Linked DNA regions of Homo sapiens: region 2 is linked to region 1. A link is a loop called in an ENCODE intact Hi-C map of the cell type or tissue named here. Cell type or tissue: ovary. All regions are shown on one strand. Each heading gives the region's core, and the rest is flanking DNA. Links, peaks and the distances in the headings are about the cores only.

Region 1 (15,427 bases), core at 3,545-11,544:
AGAAGGGACAGTTGTCATGTGTGTAATTTGCCCTTGGCCTCAGCTAAATATTAAGGTCTTGAATATGTGTTGTCTGCCTAGTTCTCATTCTGGAGTTGTCCCTCTTGCTTTGTGAAGTAAAGGAGAGATATTTGGTAACTCCATGGGAACTCAGTCTCTTAGAGGCCTGGGTAGCCACTAGAACACTGAAGAGTGCTCCTAGTATGTTCTAAGGAAGCTATTGATCATGGCTCCCGGTAGACAGGCTGTCACCTTTAGTTCTTGGCATCCTTGTGCAGCCGCATGCTTCACTGAAACCAACCTCCAGGCTACTTCGACATCTACCAGGAAAAACTCTTGCAGCCTTTCCTTCCCATGTCTAGATTGATCCAGAGCAACCATGCTCTGCAGGAAATCTGGTGGGGGTGTGTCCATCAAACTGTGCAGAGCATTTTCATATAATGTCTGATTCACAAGATCAAATAACATTTTGTCTGTGTCTGTGGTTATCTGAAGCTATCCATGCTAGTGTAATTTCCTTGTGATAGTTCCATTCTAACTGGGCTGGGGCTGAGGATTAATGTGATTAATGTGACGTCTGTCCCATCTTTGGCGACTCTCATTCATTCTTGAAATATCTCTGACACCCTAGTTACAGGAGAGGGACTCACTGGACGGTTCATTGTCTCCACTCTAGGTAAGGCCCGCTCCACACTGCAGTCATTGTTACCACCGAAAAGCAAGTCTGAGCATGGCTCTCCCCTTCTCCAGACATCTGGGGGTTGCTGATGCCATAGGATGAAAATCTAATTCTTCAATCTGGCAAACAAGATTCTTGACAAGTTCCGCTGAACTCTCCAGCCTCGTATTATCCCTCCCAGCAGGCTTGCACTTCAGCCGTGTCATTCTGTGTTCTTTCCTACCTGTGTACACATTGTTCCCTTTAACAGAAGGACCCCTATGAGAATGAGCTCAGTCTGGACAAGTCGAGTCCAGGGGTAGCAGCAACAGACTGGAGGTTGGGAAGGGAGGGAGTGTGAGATGTCACTAGACAGGGCAGGCAATGGGTGTTGACCACCTCTCCTGTCTACCTTCCCCCTTGATGACAGTCAGAGGCATCTCCTTGATTCAGTTGGAATCTTGCCTTGATAACATGGGTTCTACTATTCAAAACCCCTGTTGATGGTGACATTTTTGTTGTTGTTGTTTCAAAGCAAGGGAGAATTCAAGGGGGGTGGGGCTATGGAAATCACACATGGAAAACATATTCCTTATTTTTTCTGCTAAAATGTGCGTGGGGCAGATTGAGAAGGATTTGAGGGAGGAGAAATACATAGCAAACATGGCATTTGGAAAGGCTAATTGGATGTGGATGAGCATATTGAGATGATGTTCTATTACTGTCAGAGATAATGTTTTACAGAGATGCTATTTGTGAAGAGAGACCAGTCATTATTGATGGGTCAATGTGCGCTTGGGAATATGGAAGCAATAATGCCCAAGGGCAGTGCCTGCAGAAAGGTTTCAATCAGGCATGCAACTAGAGGGGAAGGAATGGGCACCTTTTGATTTGACTCTGCCCACAGGATTTGACCTATAGGACCTACCTGAAGAGACCCAGGGTTGCATAACAAAATCAAAAGTGGACTTTGACTGGTTTGCTGCTCACTTTGTCCTAGAGATGTGGTCTGATTATTGCACTTAGAATTCAAGAAAGAGGACAAGCCTGTGATTTGGAGAATATGTGTCTCAAGAATTAGAATACCATTCTGATTTCAAGTATCTTTCCATATCCTCATGACCCAGTGAATAATCCTGTACTCACAATATTTCATTGTCCAAACCATAATCTACCCACTTCCATCTGCTCATGGAAAAGTGACAGAATTCTTTGTTCAGAACATGAGTCCCAATTTTAGATTCAGGAAACATGATCCTGAGCCCTGTGAGGTCAGGAGTGGAAAGCTTCAGAAGTAGAAAAAGATTTTGTGAAGATCATTCCATTTTGTTCCAAAGTTTAATTTTTGGTTTTTTTAAAATAGGGCCTGCTCTGTTGCCCAGGCTGGAGTACAATGATGCAATCACTGTAGCCTCATACTCCTGACCTCAAGTGATCCTCCCACCTTAGCCTCCCTGAGTAGCTGGGACTACAGGTGTGTGCCCTCGCACCTGGTTAATTTTTTACTTTTTGTAAAGACTGGATCACACTGAGTTGCCCAGGCTGGTCTCAAAGTCCTAAGCTCAAGCAGTCCTCCTGCCTCAGCCTCCTAAAGTGCTGAGACTACAGACATGAGCCACCATGTCTGGCCCAAAGTTTAATTTGTGTGTGCGACATAAAATGGTCCCAACGGAAACATGAATGAGGAGGGAGAGATAAAGCAAAAAGATCTTAGAATGAGTAATGGGAAGATTCCTTTTGTCGGGGGAGGGAATTCAGGAAAGTCAGAATTCCTTTATACACTGATGAGACCAGCTCTACAGACAGCACTCTGTGGTTTAGCAGGTTATGATCTCGTTTGTTGATGATTCTGGCTCTTGCTTACCTTCATCCTTCTGCTCTGGGAAAAGTGCTCTGGGGTAACCAAGGAAAAGTCCTGCTTCTGAGGCCTCTAGAGCCACAGTTACCAGTTAGAGGTTCAGCTCCCAAACCATTTAATTTCCTAAGAAACTGGTCCAGGGAACACTACTTTTGGAGGTACTTTGCTAAGAGTAGCATCTATAAGAAGACATGAGGGCAAACTTCAGTTTCAGATGTGGCACTTGTCATGATTCCAGAGAGATTCTTTATATAAAAATCCCAGCACAGACCATCCTCTCCCCTTCCAGAGTCCAACGGGGATTTTCAGAACAACTTCACTGTACAACCTGTTTAAGTAAATTTCTAGCACCCTACATCTTCCCTAGTCTTTTTCCCAGTGTTATTTTTCTCCTGATCATTTACCACCACCAAACAAACTCTGTTTTATTTACTTGTCTGGTTTACCGTCTGTGGCTCCCACCCCACTCCTAGAATATACATTTCGTAAATAGCTAGAAAAGAAATTTCTTGCCCAGGGATCTTCTCCCTTCCTTCCTCTGCATGCTCCTGATACATACTATGAGTCTTTTGTTTTCTGTCTTTTTGCAGAGCATTGGCTGTGATGACTACTTAGGCTCCGACAAAGTCGTGGACAAATGTGGGGTGTGTGGAGGAGACAACACGGGCTGTCAGGTTGTGTCGGGCGTGTTTAAGCATGCCCTCACCAGCCTGGGCTACCACCGCGTCGTGGAGATTCCCGAGGGAGCCACGAAAATCAACATCACGGAGATGTACAAGAGCAACAACTATTTGGGTAAGCTTGGTCTTTTTCCAGAGAAAACCGTCTGTCCCTGCCAGATGATGTATTCCTTCAGAACTGTGAGATAGACACAGCAGTGTCCGAGAGTCCCGGGGCATGCAGGCAGTGCCCCTGGGGAATGTCAAAGTACCACCTGGCCTGCGCCTTGAAATGAGAAGCTTGAGTGGAGAACGTTAAAAAAAAAGTCCTTCTTGCAGATAAATACTTAATATCTATACATTTAAACCAGCCTTTGCTTTTCCCAAGAGAAACATGGTTATAAAGTGGATAACAGCCCAAATTATTGCTCTGAGATGGGAGAAGCTCTTTGCAAAGCGCGGAGACCAGCCAGTGTTTGTTCTGTTGGGATTTGAGGTGGCCAGGGACAATTGATCCTATCTATACCTTCACTCCCTGGAGGTCTAAAGCGAAGCCATTTTTCTCTTCTTTCTGCCTCATCTGCCTGGGGCAGCAGACCTATACATAGTAGTGTGCATGTCTTCTGAAAAGCTGTGGAATCCTCCAGCAATCATTTTGGGCAACATCATCAATACTGAGAGGCCAATTTTAACCCATTTTTCTACAAAAGATCTTTGTTGATACTTCCTTCTGGACTTTGGAGCTATTTGCATTCCATCTGATAAAAACCACAAGCCAATCGAACACATTATTTATTTATTTATTTTTTTTTTTTGAGACAGAATCTTGCCCTGTCACCCAGGTTCGAGTGCAGTGGTGCGATTTTTGCTCACTGCAGCCTCCGCCTCCCAGGTTCAAATGATTCTCCTGCCTCAGCCTCCCGAGTAGCTGGGACCACAGGCGTGCACCAACACACCCAGTTAATTTTTGTATTTTTAGTAGAGATGGGGTTTCACCATGTTGGCCAAGCTGGTCTTGAACTCCTGGCCTCAAGTGGTCTGCCCACCTCGACCTCCCAAAGTGCTGAGATTACAGGCATGAGCCACCACGCCTGGCCTTGAACAAATTACTTTTTATGAATTTCTAATAGATGTAAGCATGTTTAAATCAGTTAACAATATAAGGGAGCCATTTGTTTAATGAATAGCTATATTCATTTTTATCTTTTAATTATTTATTGAACAGGAACTTACCTAAAACAAACTATGTGTCAGGCACTATTCTTAATGTGTTGCAAGCATTCAATCTTTGAATTCTCTCAACAGGGAAAAGAAGCTATTCCCATCCCCACTTTACATGTAAGAAAGCAGGCACAGAGAGATTATGTACCTTGCCAAGCTCACCATACCATAACGAGGTGGAGCTGGGGTTCAGACCAGGCAGTCTAGCTCCAGGTGTAGTAGCCTGTCAAGAGATGATACCCATGGGCAGTCTCAGAACCTAAGTTCCTCTGGTGTGCCACTGGCCGTGCAGCAGTCAATGGCTGCAGCACTTGAAAGACTATTAAGTCTGCAACTTTCAAATATCAGGATCACCCACAAGTTAACTCCAGACTCGGGAACTCCATATTCTACAGCTCTTCCATCCCCATCTAGTCAAATGCAGCCAAAACTAAGTGGTTTTACGGGGGGGGAGGAGGAAGGGATGGCAGATGGGACTCAGAGACAAACCCAATCAAAGAAAAACTGTTCAATTTGCTTTGACAAAACCCAGGAGCCACCAGAGTGTCAGAAAACCTAGTTTCCCAGTGAGTGCTTTGTATATTCTTTTTAATACTGAAAAATAGTGTTTGTGTGTTTCCTCCTTTCTTTTGTACTGCTATGAGATCACATCTCCATAAACATCCTGCCTCCTAGAATGGGAAATGTTCTTCTGGGGATTATTTGAATTGTGATTGTGTTCAGATGTACCGGCAAACAATGCCACTTTTTATTAGCTTTGTGTTGCTTTTAGTACATTTTCCCTGGCTATAGTTAGTTGTATTCAGTAAGCAGTTTTCAAGCTGTGCCCCCTGAATAAAAAATAGACATTCTGGGTGAATATCTACTGGATGTCTGAATGGAGGAAGCTCTCGGAGGCTTGTTGTTTTCATCTGGAGTATGGGAATAAGAATCTTCACCTTATAAGTAGTCATGCGATTCAATAGGATACAGATATTTCAGACTCGGCAGAGCCCCTGACACCTATTAGGCAGTTGACAAATGTTCATTGCCTTTCTTTTGTCTCAGAGAGATTGTCAGTTTTGATTCCATCAAAATTGTGGAATAAACATTTCCTCTTTCCTTAAAAAAGATGAAGGGAAGGCAGAGGGAAAATGGAGTCAGTGAGGGGCGGGCAGGGAGGTTCATGTCTGTAAGCCCAGCGCTGTGGGAGGCCAAGGCAGGAGGACTGCTTGAAGTCAAGAGTTCACGACCAGCCTGCGCAACATCAAGTGAGACCCCATCTCTACAAAAAAATTTAAAAATCAGCCAGATGCGGTGACACATGCCTATAGTCTTAGCTACTTGGGAGGCTTAGGCATGAGGATCACTTGGGCCCAAGAGGTCAGGGCTGCAGTGAGTTGTAATCGTGCCACTGCACTCCAGCCTGGGCAATAAAGCAAGACACTATATCAAAAAAAAAAGAAAAAGAAAAAAGTCAATGGAGAGGTGATTCAAAAAGTCAAGTTCAACTTCCTATGCCCAAAGATCAGTGGGGTGCACATGAAATCGGTAGCGTCCATGAAAATATTACATAAGGTCCCGTGTGTGAAGGAGAGAGAGCAGAAACAAAAGAGCAGGCTCTAATGAAAGCAGATTCCAGAGATGACGAACAGAGATTCCTTCTAGAGCACTTACGTCACCTGGGGTGCTTTGTGTATTCTCTTTTTAAAAAATTGATCTATAATTCACATGCCATAAAATTCATCCTTTTGAAGTGTACGTTGGTTACGGCCCTTTTCTCTTCACAGGTGTTCTCTTTACCAAACCCACTATTCCTGCTCTGTGAAGTCTGTATATTTTAAAAGTAAATATACATGAGATTGCTTGAGATCATGTAGAAACCACTACCAGGTGTATCTAGCTATTTTGAACTCTTCGACGGCTATTTTTTACATTGTACATTGTCAAACACTGAAACCTTTTTCAAAGAGATATGTGGTAGGTTTCTCCATAATTCTCTAGGTAACAATGAGGGTTCTGGTTTTCTTACCTTGTGAGTTCTGGCTATGAAAACTGTATTTTCTGTAAAATTTGACTTGATACACAAAATTTACTCAGCTATTTGCATAAGTTTGATCTGCAGAATAAGCAATATAAAGGAAATGAATACTTCACATTTGTATCATTGCTTTCAAGATTCCAGAACTTTTTTTTTTTTCCGAGACAGAGTCTCACTCTGTCGCCCAGGCTGGAGTGCAGTGGCGCCGTCTCAGCTCACTGCAAGCTCTACCTCCCGGGTTCACGCCATTCTCCTGCCTCAGCCTCCCGAGTAGCTGGGACTACAGGCGCTCACCACCATACCCGGCTAATTTTTTGTATTTTTAGTAGAGATGGGGTTTCACCGTGTTAGCCAGGATGGTCTCGATCTCCTGACCTCGTGATCCGCCCGCCTCAGCCTCCCAAAGTGCTGGGATTACAGGCATGAGCCACCATGCCCAGCCAAAGATTCCAGAACTTTTACAACTTTATTTTTTTTTAGTTTCCTGTTGTTTCCAGAATTACCTTTAGTTATTTGTCATGCAAATAAAACTTTCCCTGTGAAATATTTGGTATTTTTTTAAATAACTGATTCCCCAGTAACAATAGAAAATAGATTTCTATGAAAAAGGCAGACTTGTATTTATTAATGCTGAAGCTGATGATTTAATCACCTCATTTAATCTTATTTTTTACTTTTATTTTAGCTTCAGGTGTACATGTGCAGGTTTTTATATAGGTAAAATCACGTCACTGGGGTTTTTTGTACAGATTGTGTCACCCAGGTACTAAGCCTAGTATCCAATAGTTATTTTTTCTGATCCTTTCCCTCCTCCCACCCTCAAGTAGGCCCTAGTGTCTGTTGTTTCTCTGTGTGTGTCCATGTCTTCCATCATTTAGCTCCCACTTGTAAGTGATAGCATGTGGTATTTGGTTTTCTGTTCCTGCGTGGTTTTCTAAGTATAATGATCTCCAGCTTCACCCATGTTCCTGCAAAGGACATTGTCTTATTCTTTTTATGGCTGCATACTATTCCATGGTGTATATGTACCACATTTTCTTTCTCTCATCTGTCATTGTTGGGCATTTAGGTTGATTCCATGTCTTTGCTATAATGAATAGTGCTGCAGTGAACATATGCATGCATGTGTCTTTATGGTAGGATGATTTACATTCCTTTGGGTATATACCCAGTAAGGGATTGCTGGGTCGAATGGTAGTTCTGTTTTTAGCTCTTGGAGGAATCACCACACTGCTTTCCACCATAGTTGGAAAATATTTACATTTCCAGCAACAGTGTATAAGTGTTTCCTTTTCTCCATAACCTCGCCAGCATCTGTTCTTTTTTGACTTTTTATTAATAGCCATTCTGACTGGTGTAAGATGGTATCTCATTGTGGTTTTGATTTGCATTTCTCTAATGATTAGTGATATTGAGCTTTTTTGCATATGCTTGTTGGCCATACATACGTCATCTTTTGAAAAGTATGTCTTCTGTTCATGTCTTTTGCCCACTTTTTAATGGGGTTGTTTTTTTTTCCGTAAACTTGTGAAAGTTCCTTATAGATGCTGGATATGAGACCTTTGTCTGATGTATAGTTTGCAAATATTTTCTCCCATTCTGTAGGGTATCTGTTTACTCTGTTGACAGTTTCTTTTGCTGTGCAGATGCTCTTAAGTTTAATTACATCCCATCTGTCAATTTTAGCTTTTGTTTCAATTGCTTTTAGCATCTTCATCATGAAATCCTTGCTAGTTCCTGTGTCCAGAATGGTGTTACCTAGGTTGTCCTCTAGGGTTTTATAGTTTTGGGTTTTACATTTAAGTCTTTAATCTATCTTGAGTTGATTTTTATATATGGTGTAAGCAAGGGGTCCAGTTTCAATCTTCTCCATATGGCTAGCCAGTTCTCCCAGGACCACTTATTGAATAGGGAGTCCTTTCCCAATTGCTTGTTTTTGTCAGCTTTGTCGAAGATCAGATAGTGGTAGGTGTGTGGCCTTATTTCTGGGCCTTATTTCTCTATTCTGTTTCACTGGTCTATGTGTCTGTTTTTGTACCAGTACCACTCTGTTTTGATTACCGTAGCCCTGTAGTATAGTTTAAAGTCAGGTAACGTGATGCTTCCAGCCTTGTTCTTTTTGCTTAGGATTGCCTTGGCCTTTGGGGCTCTTTTTTTGATCCATATGCATTTTAAAATAGTTTTTTCTAGTTCTGTGAAGAATTTCATTGGTAGTTTGGTAGGAATAACATTGAATCTGTAAATTGCTTTGGGCAGTATAGCCATTTTAATGATATTGGTTCTTCCTATCCATGAGCATGGAATGTTTTTCCATTTGTTTATGTCATCTCTGATTTCCTTGAGTGGTGTTTTGAATTAAAATTTCAGAGATCTTTCACCTCCCTGGTTAGCTGTATTCCTAAGTATTTTGTTCTTTTTGAATTACCTCATTTTAAATGATTTTTTAAGCCCTCAATATTTAAATGAGCATCCCTAGGATTCTCTTTTTTTAACTTTTAAGTTAAAGGTACAAGTGCAGGTTTGTTACATAGTTAAACTTGTATTATGGGGGTTTGTTGTACAGATTATTTCATCACCCAGGTATTAAACCTAGTACCCCTAAGTTATTTTTCCTGATCTTCTCCCTCCTCCCACCCTAGGCTTCTCAGTTAATAACAGTAGTCATACCACACATATATAATACTTCAGTCTCCAAAGCATTTTCACATACATGGCCTTCTGATCTTTAACACTGGACATTATTTATTAATACTTTGCTTATTCCAAAAAGCTTTAGACGTACTAAAACTTACTATTAATACTTTGCTTATTTCAAAATGCTTTAGACTTACTAAAACTTACTGAAGGTATAATTATAGAGTTAAGATATGAAAATTAAAATTTAAAACTTAAAAACTAAATAGAAAACGGAGGCATGTATTCCAGAAACCTTGGCTGATATATTTATAGTGATGGTACATTAAAGTTAACTCTGAGTTTCTGGCTTAATTTAGTTTGACCATCAAGGCCTAGCCTACTAGACTCAGATTCTGAAGGCTTTGGGTCTGGCCCCTTCCCAGCCATAACTCCTAGGAGGAGTGGCCTATGTAGAGCTGGGGGAAGAGGCCAACTCACCACAATGCTTACTCTTGTCTCCAAGCAAAGCTAGAGAAATCATAACATTTAATGGTGCACATATTTCAGGAGATAAGATGTTTATTCATCTCATTTGGGGTTATACACCAATGAAACTCTGCAGACTTGAGCTCCAAATTTCTGTTTATTTGAATTTGTTTACATGCTCCAAAATATAGACTGTTTCATGAGTTCTAGAGTCCTAAATTTTTTTAAATGGGAAAGACTTTAGAACTCCTGTATCTATTGTAAGCTATGAATTCTCCTTTTGTATGTGAATTATTCTGAACTCTGCCATTTGGGGAAAAAAAAGTTTATTTAAATGATTGACATTTTGTATTACTTGCCTTTTTCTTAATAAAAGATATTGTAAAATTATTTTAGCTGAAATATCAAAGTTTGGCATAGTTCAGTCAGTTCAGTTTACTAATGTCATTATGCAACAGTTAAGAAATCAGACATAAAAGCATACCAAGCACAAATTGATTATACAAGACATGTACCACCTGCCAACATGTTAGATTGTCATAGAGTTTTAGACTTGGAAGGAATTTTTAAAGATCTGTAAACTTTCAAAAATAAACTGGCAGTATTCTTACTTTTAAGCATGTTCTCCTAAAAGTTTTAAACAACAGTAATGGTCAGCATTGAAAAAAGTCAAGTATCATGGATCATCTATAATTTGCAAGCTTTAATTTATTCTTTGAACAGCTTTCTTTACAGGAAACATTGGATGTTTAAATACTATGATGTCTTACATTCGTATGACTATTAATCCCTAATATTTTTTGCATGTTCACTGTAAAAATTTCAAGGAAGACAAATGAAATAGAGCAAAAAGGTAAAATTCCCTCTTCATACAAACTCCACACTTGATCCACTGCCTTCAAGTGTAAAGACTACTTGAAGGTAAATAACCACTGTTCACAGTTCATTGTGTATTCTCCAGCCCTTTCTGTAAGTACCAATAAATAGCTATTTTCTAAAATTGATATTACTATACATACTTTTTGCAATTTGTGTCCTTATTTTAATATCATATCATGGGTATCTTTTCATATTAATACATATAAGCCTATGTTATTGATTTTTTTTTAGTGCAGAGTATTCTGTACAGTGGATGTACCATTATTTATTTAGGTACTTCCCTACTGAGGGATGTTTAGATTGCCTCTAGTTTTCTAACATTACAAATAATACTTTAGAATTTTGGTTCAAGATGGCAGACTGAGCACATGAGCTTTTCTTCCCTTTCTCCAAAGATTCCTTCAAAATGATACTAAAGCGATTTAACTAAAAGATGTGACCTAAAACCACTAAGACTGGAGTGGGGGCATCAGTGAGCAAATATCTTAACAGATTTTTGGAAGACAGAAAGCAGATGGGAGGATGTTCACTAGCAGAGCAGAGGAAATCACAGCCCAGGTGTGCAGAGGGGGTCTGGGATGAGAAGGGGCTGACCTGTGAGATGAAGCCCCAAGAGGCTCTGAGCCTGGAAGACAGCAGGTAAAAGGGAGGGGAGAAGGGGAGAATGTGGCTGAAAATGGGGAAAGAAGTGAAAAAACCTGTCTGTGGAACAGACACCCCCACTCCCAGCACACACACACATTCAGAATGCTGGCATTGCCTCCTCGTCCAAATACGGAAAGGAACTAGGACATGGATGAGAGGTGGGTGCTGCAAGACTTCTGTCTTCATTGTGGAATTGGAGAAAGGGCAGCTTGCTGACTGGTACCCCACTCTCTGACTCTGTAGAACTTAGCCTTTTAACAAACTCTCACAACGTGCACAGGGTTCTCAGGAAACCTTCACATTGCTTTTGTCTTGAATGCCAATGGATAACTGAAGATAACATGAATGGGTGACCAAGGATCACTAGACATTTTCTTAAGCCTATAGCATGAAAGATAAGGCCCAAGATAAATAACTGGAAAAGTTATTTCTGGAAGAAACTGAGCAAATTCTTGGAGAAGAAAACTTAAAGGTTCTCTAACAAGTACTGCTTCCATGAATATCCTAATATGTATATCTTTTCATACTTATATAAATAATTCTGTAGGATAGACTCTTGGCAGAAGAATTTGTAGGTCAAATGGAATGCACACTTAAAATTCTGGAAAATAAAGCAAAATTTCTCTCCAAAGTCGTGCCAATTTACACTCCCACCAGAAGCACATGAAATAATTCTTTCTTCACACCGTTACCAAAACTAAATATTATAAGTGTACTTAATTCTTACTAGATCTTTTTTATTTGCATTTTCCTGACCACTAATTTTTATTGTTCTTTATACTCTATGACTTTGACATTTTTAAATTGCACTTGTAGTTTTCTTATTGATTTTAAGAACTCATATACATAATCAGTAATAACCATTTTTGGTGATGTCTATCTAAAATATTAGCCTTTATCTTACATTTCAACTCTGCTTAAATTATCTATTACTCTGTGGTGAAAAATTTTCATCTTTTTTTATTATACTTTAAGTCCTGGGGTACATGTGCAGAAAGTGCAGGTTTGTTACACAGGTATACACAATTCTGTCCTTTTTTTTTGTGGCTGTTGGTTTTCTGACAGATACCTTTCACCAAAATAAGGATTTTTCTTTCTATAACTAGCTTTTAAGAATTTTTATTAAAACTTGCCCGTTTTGTTTAGTTTTCTTCTGAATGTCTGATGATCAATCCTTAGTTGTCAGTTTATATTTATAAAGATAATGGATAGTTGCTTATTCTAGGTACGTTCAGTTGCTTTCCTCCACAATTACTTTCATCTGTTTTTGCAACAGTCCTTTTCTCCAAATGGAGCAGAGCCCAGTATGCTGCCAGGCTGCAGTCAGGCAGGTTTCCTCTGAGTGTGCGTGGGCAGGGGTCAGACAGGCAGACAGATACAAATCATCCTCTCTTAGAGGCATATGAGGATTCAGTAGGATAAACACGAATTGCCTAGCATGATAATGAATTTAATACATATTTTCCCTGCTTTATCTCAAGACTCCAATATGTATCAGTGACTGCTTAACAAACCTGTTTAGTTTGCCTTGCAATTTCCTTGCAATGACAAGAAACAGGCTTCTCTTCAGCTCCACTGCCAAGGAAGCCTCCAGGATTATGCCACTTCGGGTGTACCTTTTTTTTTATTATTATACTTTAAGTTCTAGGGTACATGTGCACAGTGTGCAGGTTTGTTACATATGTATACCTGTGCCATGTTGGTTTGCTGCACCCATTAACTCGTCATTTACATTAGGTATTTCTCCTAATGCTATCCCTCCCCTATCCCCCACCCCATGACAGGCCCCGGTGTGTGATGTTCCCTGCCCTGTGTCCAAGTGTTCTCATTGTTCAATTCCCACCTATGAGTAAGAACATGCGGTGTTTGGTTTTCTGTCCTGGCAATAGTTTGCTCAGAATGATGGTTTCCAGCTTCATCCATGTCCCTACAAAGGACATGAACTCATCCTTTTTTATGGCTGCATAGTATTCCATGGTGTATATGTGCCACATTTTCTTTTTTTGTTTGTTTTTTTTTAGATTTAAATTTTACATATATGTATATATATACTTTAAGTTCTAGGGTACATGTGCACAACGTGCAGGTTTGTTACATATGTATACATGTGCCATGTTGGTGTGCTGCACCCATTAACTTGTCATTTACATTAGGTATATCTCCTAATGCTATCCCTCCCCCATCCCCCTGCCACACAACACGCCCCGGTGTGATGTTCCCCATCCTGTGTCCAAGTGTTCTCATTGTTCATTTCCCCCCTATGAGTGAGAACATGCGGTGTTTGGTTTTCTGTCCTTGCAATAGTTTGCTCAGAATGCTGGTTTCCAGCTTCATCCATGTCCCTACAAAGGACATGAACTCATCCTTTTTTTATGGCTGCATAGTATTCCATGGTGTATATGTGCCACATTTTCTTAATCCAGTCTATCAGTGATGGACATTTGGGTTGGTTGGTACCAAGTCTTTGCTATTGTGAATAGTGCCGCAATAAACATACGTGTGCATGTGTCTTTATAGCAGCATGATTTATAATCTTTTGGGTATATACCCAGTAATGGAATGGCTGGGTCTCTAGATCCTTGAGGAATTGCCACACTGTCTTCCACAATGGTTGAACTAATTTACAGTCCCACCAACAGTGTAAAAGTGTTCCTATTTCTCCACATCCTCTCCAGCACCTGTAGTTCCTGACTTTTTAATGATTGCCATTCTAACTGGTGTGAGATGGTATCTCATTGTGGTTTTGATTTGCATTTCTCTGATGGCCAGTGATGGTGAGCATTTTTTCATGTGTCTGTTGGCTGCATAAATGTTTTCTTTTGAGAAGTGTCTGTTCATATCCTTCGCCCACTTTTTGATGGAGTTGTTTGATTTTTTCTTGGAAATTTGTTTAAGTTCTTTGTAGATTCTGGATATTAGCCCTTTGTCAGATGGATAGATTGGAAAAATTTTTTCCCATTCTGTAGGTTGCCTGTTCACTCTGATGGTAGTTTGTTTTGCTGTGCAGAAGCTCTTGAGTTCAATTAGATCCCATTTGTCAATTTTGGCTTTTGTTGCCATTGCTTTTGGTGTTTTAGACTGAAGCCCTTGCCCATGCCTGTGTCCTGAATTGTATTGCCTAGGTTTTCTTCTAGGGTTTTTATGGTTTTAGGTCTAACATTTAAGTCTTGAATCCATCTTGAATTAATTTTTGTATAAGGTGTAAGGAAGGGATCCAGTTTCAGCTTTCTACATATGGCTAGCCAGTTTTCCCAGCACCATTTATTAAATAGGGAATCCTTTCCCCACTTCTTGTTTTTGTTAGGTTTGTCAGAGATCAGATGGTTGTAGATATGTGGTGTTATTTCTGAGGGCTCTGTTCTGATCCATTGGTTTATATCTCTGTTTTGGTACCAGTACCATGCTTGTTTTGGTTACTGTAGCCTTGTAGTATAGTTTGAAGTCAGGTGGCTTGATGCCTCCAGCTTTGTTCTTTTGGCTTAGGATTGTCTTGGCAATGCGGGCTCTTTTTTGGTTCCATATGAACTTTAAAGTAGTTTTTTCCAATTCTGTGAAGAAAGTCATTGGTAGCTTAATGGGGATGGCATTGAATCTATAAATTACCTTGGGCAGTATGGCCATTTTCACAATATTGATTCTTCCTATCCATGAGCATGGAATGTTTTTCCATTTGTTTGTGTCTTCTTTTATTTTTGTTGAGCAGTGGTTTGTAGTTCTTCTTGAAGAGGTCCTTCACATCCCTTGTAAGTTGGATTCCTAGGTATTTTATTCTCTTTGAAGCAATTGTGAATGGGAGTTCACTCATGATTTGGCTCTCTGTTTGTCTGTTGCTGGTGTATAGGAATGCTTGTGATTTTTGCACCTTGATTTTGTATCCTAAGACTTTGCTGAAGTTGTTTATCAGCTTAAGGAGATTTGGGGCTGAGACGATGGGGTTTTCTAAATATGCAATCATGTCATCTGCAAACAGGGACAATTTGACTTCCTCTTTTCCTAATTGAATACCCTTTTATTTCTTTCTCTGGCCTGATTGCCCTGGCCAGAACTTCCAACACTATGTTGAATAGGAGTGGTGAGAGAGGGCATCCCTGTCTTGTGCCAGTTTTCGAAGGAAATGCTTCCAGTTTTTGCCCATTCAGTATGATATTGGCTGTGGGTTTGTCATGAATAGCTCTTATTATTTTGAGATACATTCCATCAGTACCTAGTTTATTGAGAGTTTTTAGCATGAAGTGCTGTTGAATTTTGTCAAAGGCCTTTTCTGCATCTATTGAGATAATCATGTGGTTTTTGTCTTTGGTTCTGTTTATGTGACGGATTATGTTTATTGATTTGCGTATGTTGAACCAGCCTTGGATCCCAGGGATGAAGCCAACTTGATCTTA
Region 2 (15,427 bases), core at 2,394-10,393, 66 kb before region 1:
CGCGTTCCAGCTTAGTTCTGTGAGGTCAGCAGGAGCATCTTTGTTTTAATGCAGAGCAGTTGGAATGTTGGAGAGATTCATTAACTTTTCCAAGGGTATGCACCTAGCGAAAATAGAGATTTGAACCTCAGGTTCTTTCCAGAGAGGGTCAGAGCCAAATCTAAATCAAGTGGAGAAGTGAGCAGAGGAAGTGAGCAGAGGTTTCTATCCTGTCCCCAGCCTTATCTCTTTGTCCATTGTGATAAAAAGAGCCTGTAGGCCGGGCGCGGTGGCTCACGCCTGTAATCCCAGCACTTTGGGAGGCCGAGGCGGGCGGATCACGAGGTCAGGAGATCGAGACCATCCCGGCTAAAACGGTGAAACCCCGTCTCTACTAAAAATACAAAAAATTAGCCGGGCGTAGTGGCGGGCGCCTGTAGTCCCAGCTACTTGGGAGGCTGAGGCAGGAGAATAGCGTGAACCCGGGAGGCGGAGCTTGCAGTGAGCCGAGATCCCGCCACTGCACTCCAGCCTGGGCGACAGAGAGAGACTCCGTCTCAAAAAAAAAAAAAAAAAAAAAAAAAAAAAAAAAAAAAAAAAAAAAAAAAAACCTGTAAGAAACCCTCATGGGTGACCTTTTAAAAGCACCCTAACTCGCTGGAGACAGTGTGACAAGGCAGGATGACAGTGCCCTCCTACCTGTTCCTGCTCTTCTGTCCTCGGTGTTTGGATGCAAATTCTTACTATCAGCTGGGGAATGGTGGCTCACACCTGTAATCCCAGCACTTTGGGAGGCCGAGGTGGGTGGATTACAAGAGCCCAGGAGTTTGAGACCAACCAACCTGGGCAACATGGCAAAACCCTGTCTCTATAGAAAAAAAATGCAAAAATTAGCCAGGCATGGTGGCATGTGCCTGTAGTCCCAGCTACTTGGGAGGCTGAGGTGGGAAGATTGCTTGAGCCTGGGAGGTCGAGACTGCAGTGAGCCATGATTGCGCCACTGCACTCCAGCCTGGACAACAACACAAGATCCTGACACCCCTTCCCACCCCCCCGGCAAAAAAAAAATCTTACTACCCAAATTAGTGACTGTTTGAAATCACTAAGAATGGGGGCTGATGAGAAAGAGGGAAGAGGGGAAAGGTGCCCAGGAACAGGAGGGACTTGAGAGGGTGGTGAGGTGGGGCAGCTGGACATGAGCTGCACAATGGTGCTGAATGCAGCTCAGCATGGGGGTTGCCTTTTCCTGCCCGGTCCCTCTCTCTGCCCCTTCTGCCTCACAGCCTAGGGATCCACTGGACTCTTATTTCCTTTCACTCCAGTCTGTTCCCAAGCCTGGATGAATCCTTTTTTTTTTTTTTCCTGAGATAAAGTGTCACTGTTGCCCAAGCTGGAGTGCAATGGCACGATCTCAGTTCACTGCAACCTCCAACTCCCGGGTTCAAACTATTCTCCTGCCTCAGCTTCCCCAGTAGCTGAGATTACAGGCATTTGCCACCACGACTGGCTAATTTTTGTATTTTTAGTAGAGACAGGGTTTCACCATGTTGGCTGGGCTGTTCTTGAACTCCTGACCTCATGATCCACCCACCTCGGCCTCCCCTCTTAGTAGCTGGGATTTCTGCCCTCTGTGAGCCAGCCTCTGCCTGAGCTCCAGAGTATCCAGCCCGACCCAGGTGTGCCCAAATGATCCAGGCTTCCAAAATCAAAGAGGCTCCCCACATTGCCTTAGGTGGAGACCTTAGGCCTCTTCCCTGGGGTCTCAGCTGCTTCCCAGGCTTCAGCAGCAGACATGGGAAAGCTGTGCTCCAGATCGCTGGTGCTCAGACCTCCATGTATCGAACAAGCATTAACCCATTTCCTACCCCATATCAGTATTGTGTGATGTGCATGAGGGGAAATAAGATACAGTCTTGGTCTGGAGGACTTCCTAGTCAAGAAAGAGAGATAGAAGTTAACAAAGTATATTTTATGCATGAGGGATATACAAGGAGCTCGGGAGCGGAAATAAGTGAGCAGCTGAGTCTCCTTTGGGAGGGAGGGATTGGGGAAGGCTTCTCTGAAGAGGTGACATCTGAGCTAGGTGTCAAAGAAGAAGGAAGCATTTACCAGCTATCTAGGGGGTCAGTCAATCCCAGTGGTGGGAACTAAGTGGTGATATGGTATAAACAGGAAAAGTTTGGAATAGAGAACAAAGATGAGCTGAGTTTGAAAAGTCAGCTAGTTTCTTACTAAACTAAATGTATGAGCTTCTCTCTTTAATCAGATTGGGATTGGAAGCTCTCTTCTATACAAGTAATGGGTGATTGCTGGAAAGGTACTATGAGTGGACAGGCCTGGAAGTCAGACACTGTGAATCCTAAAGATTTGTTTTAACAAGGTGATAAGCTTTGGCTGTGTCCCCATCCAAATCTCAACTTGAATTGTATCTCCCAGAATTCCCATGTGTTGTGGAGGGACCCGGCAGGAGGTAATTTAATGATGGGGGCTGGCCTTTTCCGTGCTGGTCTCATGATAGTTAATAAGTCTCATGAGATCTGATGGGTTTATTAGAGGTTTCCGCTTTTGCTTCTTCCTCATTTTTCTCTTGCCACCACCATGTAAGAAGTGCCTTTCGCCTCCTGCCATGATTCGGAGGCCTACCCAGCCATGTGGAACTGTAAGTCCAATTAAACCTCTTTTTGTTCCCAGTTTCAAATGTCTTTATCAGCAGCTTTAAAATGAACTAATACACAAGCCATATGTTCAGAACTTGGAAGCTCAGAGGGCCTAAAATTGCACATGTGTGTATGCAAGTCCAGGGGATGCAGATTGTATTTCCAAAGAGTCCTGTTAAGTGGAGAACATTCTCCCTTGAATTATTGAGCAGAAGACTCCCCCAACTCCATCACCCCAAGATCTGCTAGTTCAACGCCCTCCATTTAAAGACGGTAGCTACTGTTATACCCATTCTACAGATGAGGAAACCAAGACCCAAAGAAGCTAAGAAACTTGCCCAAGGTCTGCGAAAGTGACAGAAAGGGACTTGTGTCTGTGTTTTTGTTAACTATGCACATCGATTTGACTGAGAGACATAGCACAGTTTTTCGCTGGTGACCGTTTCAGCATCTGCTAACCATGAAAGTCAGGACATGCATCATCCATCCTACCTCACTGTTGCTTCTTTTCCAGCAAAAGTTCAGTTTTGTTTGTTTTGAATTTTTAAAATCACAACCAGAATGTCCTTGAGGTATTCCTTGTTTGTGCTTTTATCTTGTGAGTATTTGTTTCATCCTTTATTAAAAACATGTCTTTAGAGGAATCACTGTCTGTGGTGGTTGAGTGAAATGTTGGGGCGACTTCTATTTTGCTGATGGGTTTGAGGGGAGAGTGGCCTTCCACAAATGACACAGTGTGTGTCACCCTTCTGTGGGTAGGAACGCAGTCAGATTGTGACATTGTTGTGGTTTTCTCTCTTTCTTCTTCTTCTCCAAGTACAAACACAAGATAATTATCCAAAGGCCTTTTTTTTATGAAAGTCTTCCACCACATTCCAGAAGTGGCCATCTGTTTTTCTGATGCACTAAATGCATCAGTGCCTCATCTTCCAGAAGGTTCTGTGAAAGCTTATTGCTAAGAGTTTTGTATTTTATAAACTGAGTTGCCATTCAGATTGTCCATAGTATCAACTTAACACTGGCTCCATGGGGACAGAATAAGATATTAGTTCTATCTAGTTACTCCAGATTGAGTCACTTGTGGGAACTCTTTGAATTCTAAAGTTTCCTGGTGTGGACAGGGTCTAGGTTGATCCTAAAGACAAAAATCTTTAGGCTCAATTGGGCCAAATTGTTAATGATAGAACCACCTTCTGTTTGTTTCCCCTTCTACATGGTAGGGTTAGAATCCTGCGGGCCTCCTGGCTGGGGAGCGCAGCTCTGTTTTGGAGACAGCAGAAGCATGTAGCAGCAGAGGGAGGTGGAAGAGTGGCAATGGTTTGTCGGGCCCCTAGGTGACCCTGGTTCTCCTGGCTTGGAATGCTGTTGTTTAAGAGCAGCAGCCAAAGAGGGCGTGTGGGGAAGAAGGAAAGCAGCCAAGGAACATTGAAGCCACAAGCTTTAGGGAACAGGGCTGGGTGAGGCAAAGGGGAGCTCTTGCTAAACCAAAATATTTAACTAGATTTCACTTTTTTCTGTCAGTCCAAATTCTTTGTTTGAAAGTTTCACTTTGAAGTTGTTTCTTTTCTTATTGTTCCAAAAAATACTGTTGTTTTAATCTTGTTTCTGGGTGGGGCCATTGACCATTTAGATTATTTCTAAATTATAGCATTAAATGTCTCAAATTCTTGGGGACGTTTTCTGTCACAGGCCTTCCTTGGTGCTACCCGGAATCTCCTGTCTCAAGTAGGCAAGAATATGTGTAAGAACAGCCTGGCTGAAACTGACAATTGGACTCTTTAGCAATTGATATGTATTATACCTTGCAAATTTTCAGAGATTCAGAAAGTTGCTAAATAGGTACAGGCACGTGCACACACACACACCCACAGATATATGTGTGTATATATACCAAAATACACATGTGGTAACATATACATGCAGCTCTTCTAGACTTCTTTACAGAGTGTTTATGCCAGCTATTTCTATAGACAACATACATTATAAAAGGCATAATAACAGAGGTCATTTTAAGGATCATTAGACTTTTAAAGAAATAGCTTTTTACCAAAAATCGTGTATACAAAGAAAGCACTTTTAATACTTTGTTTGGAAGAACAGGAGGAGAAGACTCCTGGTCAAACCACCTAGTTCTGATGACTTAGTTTCTCCTGCATATGTCCCACCCCCAAGTATTGGATGACACTGACGAATTTTTAACAAGCTCGACGCCTTATGTGAGAAGTGTCTCTTCCCTCTTTGGCCTCCTAGGGTGGGAAAGCAGATCCCTTCTCGTCCCCAGGCGTGGCTTCCAAGATGCCAGGGCCCTGCGATGTGTGTCTCATCAGGGAACACCTCTGTGTCAGCCCCAAAGGAAGTGAGTTCAGACGCTCCCTGGAATTGCTTTTCATTTCTCCCTCAGATATTTAGTGAGCGCCAGACATTTAGTGGGCTCTTACTATGGTCCCAATCCTGTGCTGGGCCCTAGGATCACCCAGATGAATAAGTCATGGTTCAGGCCTTCAAGGTGCTCCCAGGCTTTCAGGGGAACAAGAAGTGTTCCTAGTGCAGGCTAAGCTGAGCAAAGAGGACCGGTCAAGAGATGGAAGCCAGGCTATCTTGGTGGGCAGAGCCCTGGGGGTTAGGAAAGGCTTCGCCGAGCCAGTTTTAAAGTTAGACCTTGAAAGACTGCTAAGAATTGGTCAGGAAGATGAGCAAGAAGACCCTTCCAGGCCAAGGTAGCAAGAGCAAGTACTAAGGGCAGAAGGTATCCAGCCCATGATACATTTGAAGAGTGCTAGTTTGACTAGAGTGGCGACATCATGACATTTTAAAAGTCAAACGGGACACATCCCTGAGGCCATGAGTTTGACCTTTTGACTATAGGCATTGATGGGTACTGAGACAAGGAAGGCCAGGAGGTATACGTGATATCAAGTATAAATATGCTAGAGGACTCATTGTAAAGGCCAGGAGTTGACTGAAGACTGGGGAGAAGGGTCCACCGTTTTGCAGACGTCATTTCTCCATTCCCTGCTACACTCTCTTTGTGCCCCACCCTGTGCTTTGGGCTGGAATCTTCCACAGTTCTTCCTGTTTCTCTTAGGTGTTTTTTGTTTGTTTGTTTTGTTTTTTTGTTTTGAGACAGGGTCTCACTCTGTCACCCAGTGTGTAGTGCGAGATCATAGCTCAATGCAGCCTCAATCTCCTGGGCTCAGGTGATCCTCCTGCCACAGCCTCCCTACTAGCTGGGACTACAGGCACATACCACCCCACCCAGCTAATTTTTGTATTTTTTGTAGAGACAGGGTTTCGCCCTGTTGCCCAGGCTGGTCTCGAACTCCTGGGCTCAAGCAACCCTCCCACCTCCACCTCCCAAAGTGCTGGGATTACAAGTTGAGCCACCGCATCTGACCGGAACTTATTTTTTAAAGATTGACAAAGGCATGTGTCACTTATGTTAGGAACACCCCAGCTTAAGTCCTGCCCACTTTATGACAACTTTTTCAACTAATCCGATTTGCTCCGACCTTTTTTCCCCCTCTGAACTCCACTTGCACTACTGTCAGTATTTAAAGGTAGGACCACTTGACAAACCTTAGTAAAACCATAAATGTTACTGGGTACAAGAATTTCATGTGGCTTAGTTCTGTCTCCGAAGCTAAATTGTAAATCTTTGAGACTATGTTTTATATTTCTTTGGAATCCAATCTGTTGTCTCTAGCATGGTGTAATGCTGGTTACACAGTATATACAAGATAAATATTTGATTGATTTGCTGTATTTTTTTTCCATCCAAGTAGAAATATGGATGCTTGTCCCCTGCGGAGAGTCCAAGTCCTCTGAGCTGACATCATACACAGAGCCCACTTCCTGTCTAACTATTTTTTCACATTGTCACATACTCATGAGCCCCTGATATGCCAGGCCCTGTTCATCCACATCATAATGCTTTCTCTTCACTCCTAGATTTAAGGTTCAAACCCAGGCAAACTGTTGTTCTGGCCAGACCTTAACCACCTGTGAGGTCATAGAAATGCTATGGAGTATCTCAAGGGTAGAAAGGCCCTTAAACCAGGAATGCTGCCCAAATACTAACGCAGGCTAATTACATGCCATCAAGCCCGTGGTATGTGCTCCCCTGGCAAGGCCCTGCTCCATTTTCTTCATAAAACCTGATGAGGAGCATTTTATAAATTAAGAGCTGTTCCCTTCTGCCGCTCAGCCGCTCCAGTGGACTCTGGCAGTGGGCCAGGAGGAACGTGTGTGCATTCAAGGGCAAATGTCATCTCTCTGCATTGTGTGGAGAGGCCCACTTTGAGCCGAAACACTGGGAGCCGCATAAAGCCCCAATGTCTTCCCCACAATGCCCCCCAGTATGGGAAGCTCCTTTCCAGCTGCAGAGCCACAAATCTTCTCACCAAGAGACACTTTGGCTCTCTGTTTGACCATAAGCTCTCACATCTCAAATTCTAAAACATCCAGGCGTGGTTAGTGTCTTCTTTCTGTTATGACTCCATCTGGTGAAAGCCTATTTCACTTTCCTTCCAAAGTGACTGATTTTGGGCAGCCAAAGTGTTTCTTTTTTAAGACTAAAACAGCAATTAAGATTCTGCAGCATTCCGTGGGGAAATGCTACTAATTAGCTACAGTCAATACTGTGGATTAGTGTTCTGTGCAAGACTTACTCACTCAGAAAGCTCTGTATTTCAAAGTCTTGCTCTCCTCCTGGAGTACCTGCCTTCTAGTCTTTGAATGGTCAAATCTTACCATCTTTACTAGCTCAGGTACATCTCCTCCAGGAAACCTTCTGTGATTTCTGCTATACTCCCCTTCTGAATTCCCGTAGGTTTTGTTTGCTCTTCTCTTGGAATTCTTGTCATTGTCTTCTTTGTCTTAATACATGACCTTTACTCTTCTGTAAGATCCTTGAGGGAAGAATCTGTGTCTGAATCATCATAAGCCCCACAGTACCTGGTATAATGCCTTACACATATGAGGCACTTTCTAAATATCTGGAGTAGAAAAAGAATGATTGGGAATTATTAATCACACCCAACCATTTTCAGTGACCCCCAAAACTGGTTCATGTTATGCAGTGATGATGATGACAATGACAATTAAAGTAGTAACAACAGCCATCATTAACTGAACACTCATTACATTCTAGACACTACATTCTGCATTTCACCTGCATTATCTCAGTTAATACCCTATTATCATGCCTGTCTTTTTTTTTCTTTCTTTCTTTTTTTTTTTGAGACAGAGTCTTGCTCTGTCGCCTAGGCTGGACTGGAGTGCTGTGGCGCAATCTCAGCTCACTGAAACCTCCACCTCCCGGGTTCAAACGATTCACCTGCCTCAGCCTCCTGAGTAGCTGGGATTACAGGCACTCACCACCATGCCTGGCTAATTTTTGTATTTTTAGTAGATAGGAGATTTCACCATGTTGGTCAGGCTGGTCTCAAACTCCTGACCCCAGGTGATCCACCCGTCTTGGCCTCCTGAAGTGCTGGCATTACAGGCATGAGCCACTGTACCCAACCTATCATGCCTATCTTAAAGATGAGGAAACTTGGTTTTGGTGAGAATAAATAACTTGCCCAACAACCAGTGAGATAATTAAATGATAAAATGAGTGCATGTTGGAAGCGAGATTTGAGTCCAGGCTCATGTGATGACAGAGCAAGAGCCATTACCATTCTGTTCTACTAAAGACTATCATTTAACACTTCCTGCTGTGTGTGAGAGCAGATCCTCTCCCTTTATTGCCTCAATGATTGGCTGGGGGTAGTGGGGAGAATTGATGCATTTATGAAATCAGCCTAGAATGGAAGCCTTTAGCAGCTAGAGAAAGCACTCCAGGATAGCTACTCTCACACCACTCCAGGGGTTGCTCCCTTATGGCCTCCATGGAGCTTCCAAGACAAGGGGGCAGAAAACTGGGTGAGCATGTCCAGGCTGCCGGACTTTGCAAGGCACTGTCATGGGCCTGCCAAGACTCTGCTCCTGTTGGCCGCTTTATAAATGACTGTAATTGCACCAGTCTTTGGTGAAAGACTTTGAACTTAATAAAAATGTCAAACTCATTAAGAGCGTTTTCAAGACCAAATAAACTCTGAAGAGGCTGTAATCTTTGATGACTTCAGATTTGTGAATCACAAGGACGTGGAAAAAATCTAGCTGCCCTGTACAGAGCTACTGAAATGTCACTATTTATTGCTTCAGCGTCATCTGGTAATGGAAGTTTGGTTGCGAGATCAGAAATCTCTCCTGAAAATATCATAGCACTCTTTTTCTTTACTGTGTCAAAGCAGCTGTGTGCGTGAGCAGCTCTGTATGTGCCACAAAGCAGTATCTAGAATAAACACAAGTTTGATTAGCCTGGAGTCATGTCCAGAATCTCATTATATTGGAAATGTTTAAAGTTAGACTGAAAGGGCTTTTTTTCTCTTCAGGGTAGCTTAGGAAAACCATGTGAAAAGCAGCATTATTCTGGAGAAGACTTCACATGATGTAGGAGGTGGGATTTCAGCTGGATCTTAAATGTTGGGTTTGGAGTGGCAGAGTTCTAGGAGACAGAAAATGAGTTGTGGGTAAGAACAGACAGGAGGGGTGAGGACAGTAATAAAGAACAGGGGTGGTCTGGAGCTAAAGGTCTTTGTACTTGAGACACTGAAGGAGCCAAAAAATAATTAATATACTGTTAGCAACTTATTATAGTCCTCTTAGATGCTAAATTATGATGTAGACATTTTGAAAAATGGTCTCGGCCAGGCGCAGTGGCTCATGCCTCTAATCCCAGCACTTTGGGAGGCTGAGATGGGCAGATCACCTGAGGTCGGGAGTTCAAGACCAACCTGACCAACATGGAGAAACCCCGTCTCTACTAAAAATACAAAATTAGCCAGGTGTGGTGGCGCATGCCTCTAATCCCAGCTACTCAGGAGGCTGAGGCAGGAGAATCTCTCAAACCCGGGAGGCAGAGGTTGCAGTGAGCCAAGATCACATCGTTGCACTCCAGCCTGGACAATAAGAGTGAAACTCTGTCTCAAAAAAAAAAAAAAAAAAAAAAAAAAATGAAAAAGAAAAACAGTCTCTATCCCCACAGCAATCCTATAAGGTAAATGTTACGTTCAGTTTAGAGACCACTAAAACCAAGGCTCCTGCAAGCCTGTACAGGCAGAAGGCAGATTGGTGGCTGCCAGGGGCTGGGAGTAGAAGGGAATGGGCAGTGACTGCTAATGGTTATGGTTATGGGGTTTCTTTTTTGGGGTGATGAGGTATTCCAGAATTGGATAGTTTTGACTGTTGTACCACTTTGTGAATATACTACTGAGTTGTACATTTTAAAAGGATAACTTGTCTGGTATATGAATTATATCTCAAATAAGGAGGGGAAAAAACATAAGGCTCAAAGAGATCAAGTGACATTCCCAAGCTTATGTAGCCACTGGTGAGAAGGCAAACTGGGGTTTGAACCCAGGGCTTTCTGGCTCTAAAGCTTGTGCTCTTTCCCCGCTATGTTGCCTCTGTCCTTTCAGGACCTGTGAGGGCTTAGCGGTGAGGTTGGCTACAAACTTTTGGTCAAAGAATAAAATGCATTTTTGCTACAAATGCAATGATGTCTGACAGGTACAATGTAGAACTGATGTAGAGCTTTGCTCCTTGGTTCAGCTAAAACCAGGTTTTTGTCACACCACCAGGAATGATTAGGAACACAGACACATTGAAGGGTGAGGGGAATGGAATTTACTGGGCAAAAAGAAAAAAAACTCTCTGCAAAGCAAGAGGGGATCCTGCTAATGGGCCCCCACCGCACAGATTGAACACCAGGTCACCACACAGGAACTAAAGAAGCCAGGCTCCTTTCCCTGCACACAGCACGAACTTCCCGTGGCTCCACCCCGTTCTCCCAGTGCAGAGGTGGGTCAGAGATTCTCCAGGGACCCTCCCCTTTATCTGCCTCCTGCATCTATCAGAACCAAGTGGGTCATGAGATGCGTAGTTAAGTTTTGAGTGGAAGGTTACTCCCAAGACACTGGCTTTGAAGAGAGCAAGACCAAATCTGCACCCCGCCATGGTCAGGAGGGGAATCCTAATATGGAGGCTCCCATAGGTTCAGGGACTGGCTGAGCAAGCCGATGGGATTTTTGGTGCCTGAAGCTGGTGGGCTGTGACAGGTAGGGTCTTTGGAAGGGGGCCAGATTATGAATGGCTTGAAATGCCTCTCCCTCTGGTGGGAGAATTTGAATTTGACGCAGTGGGCATGGGCCATGGTGCATTAGGAAGACAATTGCTGTTATTGGAAGGTTCTTCTGGCAGTATATAAAGGGTGGGTTAGGCTGAAGAGAGAGTGGTCAGAGAGGCTAGCTGTGGTCATCCAGGCATGAGTTAAGGAGAATTCAGTCCAAGGTTTTAGTAATGGAAATGGAGAGAAGAACTGAATATGGGCAAGAATTAGAAGAAAGAAAAAATAGCCTTGGCCACAGATGAAGGAGAGAAAAGAGGTATAGAACACTCTTAAGTTGCTCTCCTTTTTAACTTTGGGTTTTCTAAGACTAGAAACATGAAAGTGCTGAAGATGGGCATGAAAAATAATGGAGAGGAAAACCATGGGGATAGTGAAGATAATGAAATAAGTTTGGGCCCTAATGAGTTTGGGGTGGTGACATGAAGATTTATTAAAAGTTTTGCTAGTGTTCTGCCCAGACCCTCAGCCCAGACAGGTGCAGCCTTTTTCTTCCTCCCACTTTAGGAAGGCAAGGTCTGATTGATGTGCCAATGAGAAATATGAAAGTGTAAGAACACTAGAAATTCAATGCATTTTTATAACACTTTGTAATTTACAGATTGTTTTGCCATCTTTTATTCTATTTATTGTCACACAGTTTTATCGTAATCCTTCCACAATGGTTACTTTACCCTACATGAAACCATATAGTTGGACTTACTATGGCATTTTATTCAGCAGTTTGAGAATTTCAGACCAAATGTATTTAAATCCAAGAGATGACCTCAGATGAGTGACACAGGGAATTCAAGAGGAAGAATTAGAAAGGCCTAGGATATTCTAATGCAAGGTAAGACACCCACACAAGTACCTGGTGAAATGTGTATTATCTATATCAAATCAGCAAATGCCTCATTTAAACTTAGAGGAGCCCAAGGAAAGTTCTAGCAAGCAAGGGCTAGGAAATGTATATGTATCATTCAATGTCAGTTATTTACTGTTTTAAGTTATACAAAATGTCACTTGTAATATGCAAGCCAGAAGACTGTGGAGTGTCATCTTTGAAGTGCCAAAAGTGAAAACAAAAACAAAAACAAAAAAAAAACCTGTCAACATAGAATTCTATATCCAGTGAAAATACTCTTTATCAACAATGGCAGAAGAAATGCTATGGAGAAAAATAAAGCAATAAAGGTCAGTAGGAAATGAATGGGGAGTGGGTTCTCAGTTTTAAGTAGAATGGTAGAGGAAGACCTTTTTGGGAAGGCAGTATTTGCTCCGAGACCCAAAGGAGGTAAGGTGGTTGCCATGTAAACAAAGGGGAGAACATTCCAGGTAGAGGAAATAACAAGCAGAAAGACCCAAGAAAGGTGCATCTCTTACATGTTTAAGAAACAACAAGGTGACCAGCGTCACTGGAACAGAAGGATCAAGGAAGAGAAGATAAGGAGATAATGTCCTGAAGTTGACAGGGACCAGACCGTGCAGGGCATTATAGGAAGAATAAGTATATATTTTGTTTGCCTGGGACCATCCACATTTATACCTACTGTCCTAATATTATTATCAAAACGTCCTGGTTTGGATGAGAAACTTCAGAGTCGTTCTAAGTATAGGTCATGTAAAGACTTTGGCCTCTAGGTGGATTGAGATGGGAGCCCCTGAGGGGTTTCACCCAGAGCTCTGGCTCTAATATGATCATTCTGACTGCCGTGTGGGGAACAGACAATAAGTGGACAGAACAGAAGAAGAAGTGCCCATTACTAACTACTGAACAAACCCAAGTGAGGGGGAAGATGGCTTGGACCACATGGCAGCAGTGGCAGTGGTGGGATAACAGCAAACCTTCAGCCTGAACAGGGGGAAGGATGAAGTAGCCAGCAGCTGTGATGGGGAAGACTGGGAAGAACGGCTTTGGGAGGAAAGATCGAGAACTAGATTTTAGACTGTAAAGTTTCTAGGGCCTTTTGGACACCTAAGTAAAGATGTCAGAGAGCCAGTGAGTGTAAAAGTCTGAGGTTTGGGAGAGCTTCAGGTTGGAGATGTAAATGTAGTATTCAATGCCAAGAGGCAAGATGAGATTACCAAGTGTAGACAGAGGAGAGATGGAGGTCAAAGAACTGAGCCCTGGGATGCTCCGATGCTTGAAGTCTGAGAAATGGGGAGGAAGGCACAGGAGACTGAGAAGTAGCAACCAGAGACAGAGAGACAAAACCAACGGAGTGAGCTGTGCCTGAGGCTACTTGAAGAAAGTATTTGAAGCAGGGAGGAGTCATCACCTGGGCCAAGTGTTCTGTTAGGTCAGGGAAAATAAGGACTCATCATTGGCCATCAGATTTAGTGATTTGGCATCACTGGTAACCTTGACAAAGGAAATGTCTTCATGTAGTGAGGGCAGAAGCTTGACTCTGGGTAGTTGAAGAGAAAATACTGTCTCTGTTTTTGTTTTTGTTTTTTGGTTACTTTTTTGTTGTTTTTCTGCTCTCCCTCTTCTTGGTTCTTGCGAAGAGCAAAAGACAAAGGTGATTCCTCCAAGAAACCTCTTCTAAACTACTTTGTGCAGTGGCAGGGCAGAGAGACCACATAAGTTGTATTATTTTCTGTTGTTGGTGTCTGGCTCCTTTTGGGGGTAGGAGTATTTTGCAGCAGTGTGATAATTAATTTTATATTCCTTGTCACTTAGGCTTCTATGGCAAAGTGAATGCAGTTTGGAGGCACAAACTCCAGCAAGGAGGCAGGATAAACTGCTCAGAGGAATAAGACCTCCCAGAAATAACATTTCAAATGGCAATTGTTTATTTATTTATTTATTTATTTATTTTTTGAGACGGAGTTTCACTCTTGTTGCCCAGGCCAGAGTGCAATGGCATGATCTCGGCTCACCGCAACCTCCACCTCCCGGGTTCAAGCAATTCTCCTGCCTCAGCCTCCCGAGTAGCTGGGATTACAGGCATGTGCCACCACGCCTGGCTAATTTTGTATTTTTAGTGGAGATGGGTTTTCTCCTTGTTGGTTAGGCTGGTTTCAAACTCCCGACCTCAGGTGATCCACCTGCCTCAGCCTCCCAGAGTGCTGGGATTACAGGCGTGAGCCACCATGCCCAGCCTCAAATGGCAATTGTATTGTAGCTGTCCTTAAAATTGGGAGATCAAATCTGAAAACATTTTGGAGGAGGGGAAAAAGCAGGACTGGATGACAGCTTGGCTTTAGGGATGCATGAGTGGAATACTCTGAAGATTTTGGAGAAACCAAAAGCTCAGCAATGCTCCAACAGAAGTGTATTGGTAGGAAAAGATGGGCCAGCTGGGGGCCACATGGTAAGTTCCATTTGGGGCCTTTGAAGGAGATACAAATGGAGATACAGTATCAGAGATGCTCTGACACTGGCTGACACCAGAGAGCCGTTATGCCTAAATATGGATCCAGGAGTCTCTGACCAGAAGTGGTGGAGGAACTCGTGTTTCACAGGAGAGGTGGAATTTTAGGAGCTTCTCCAGAGGTTGGGGAAAGACAGCTTGGCTGTCTTGAGAATAAGTGGTAATGAGGAAGATCACAGGCAGATGGTCCAGCTTGCAAAAATGCTCAAAGGCAAGAATGGATGGCATTTGTAAATGACAAGGAGCCTGAGAGGTGACCATGGTAAGTTAAGATGTTAACATAGGAAAGTCTCCTGTACTCCTTTGACGAACTGCCAAGGCCCAAGTATCATGCCCAACACTTGAGGATTCAAAGGTGAGAAAGGTATGTTGTCCACACTTGAAGTAGTTCCCTGTCATTCCGGTGAAACAGACGTGTGTGGTCATCACAGCACAAAGCATGATAAGGATTATAATTGGGGAATGAGGAGGGTGCTCAGGAAAGCACCGGTGTGGCAGAGCCTTACCCAACCCCCAGTCACAACGGAGGTGTGGCCTTAGAGCCGTACTGAGTAGGGCTTAATGAGGCGTGGGTATGGGGCACCTATGATGTTTTCCAGGTGGACAAACATGAGGGCATGTGGAAGGGCATGAGAGGTCCTGGGAGGTAGGAGTTCAGAATTAAGGAAGTGCCTAGAATCTGGAGGAGAGCAAGAAGTGAGTAGAGTGTGCTCAGGGAGAGGAGGACAGGACTCATGTGTTATGTGCCTGCTGTCTAACAGTCTCTTTGCCAAGGTTTTCATATTGTTTCAGTGTAGTTGTGATCTTTCCATTTTAAAAAATATATACTTAGCCTGGGCTGGGTGGCTTACACCTGTAATCCCAGCACTTTGGGAGGCCAAGGCGGGCGGATCACGAGGTCAGGAGTTCAAGATGAGCCTGGCCAACGTGGTGAAACCCTGTCTCTACTAAAAATACAAAAAATTAGCGGGGCGTGGTGGCAGGCACCTGTAATGCCAGCTACTTGTGGGGCCGAGGCAGGAGAATTGTTTGAACCCGGGAGGCGGTGGTTGCGGTGAGCTGAGATCGCGCCACTATACTCCAGCCTGGGGGACAGAGCAAAACTCTGTCTCAAAAAAAAAAAAAAAATATATATATATACACACACACACACACACACACACACACACACACTCATTGTAGAAAAATGATAAAACTCAAAA

What was found. A loop is a pair of places that touch in the nucleus more often than their neighbours do. Peaks named below come from ENCODE experiments on the same cell type or tissue, not always from the same donor. Only the 100,000 strongest peaks of a DNase experiment are listed, where the experiment ranks them.
Region 2: it touches region 1 in a loop (5-fold over the local background); 2 of 110 quality-filtered maps call a loop at or near these places.

What each region holds. Positions count from the first base shown.
Region 1 is chr15:71,657,424-71,672,850 of GRCh38, forward strand. THSD4 (thrombospondin type 1 domain containing 4) reads left to right here. Exons shown (of 18, transcript NM_024817.3): 8 at 3,107-3,311. Among named protein-coding and RNA genes, the nearest start is that of THSD4-AS2, 26 kb to the right of the region's middle. In ovary, for the core only: no CTCF peak of the experiment used is centred there; no DNase peak of the experiment used is centred there.
Region 2 is chr15:71,592,886-71,608,312 of GRCh38, forward strand. All of the region lies in intron 7 of THSD4 (thrombospondin type 1 domain containing 4), which reads left to right. Among named protein-coding and RNA genes, the nearest start is that of THSD4-AS2, 91 kb to the right of the region's middle. In ovary, for the core only: no CTCF peak of the experiment used is centred there; DNase peaks (open chromatin) are centred at 3,986 and 6,866.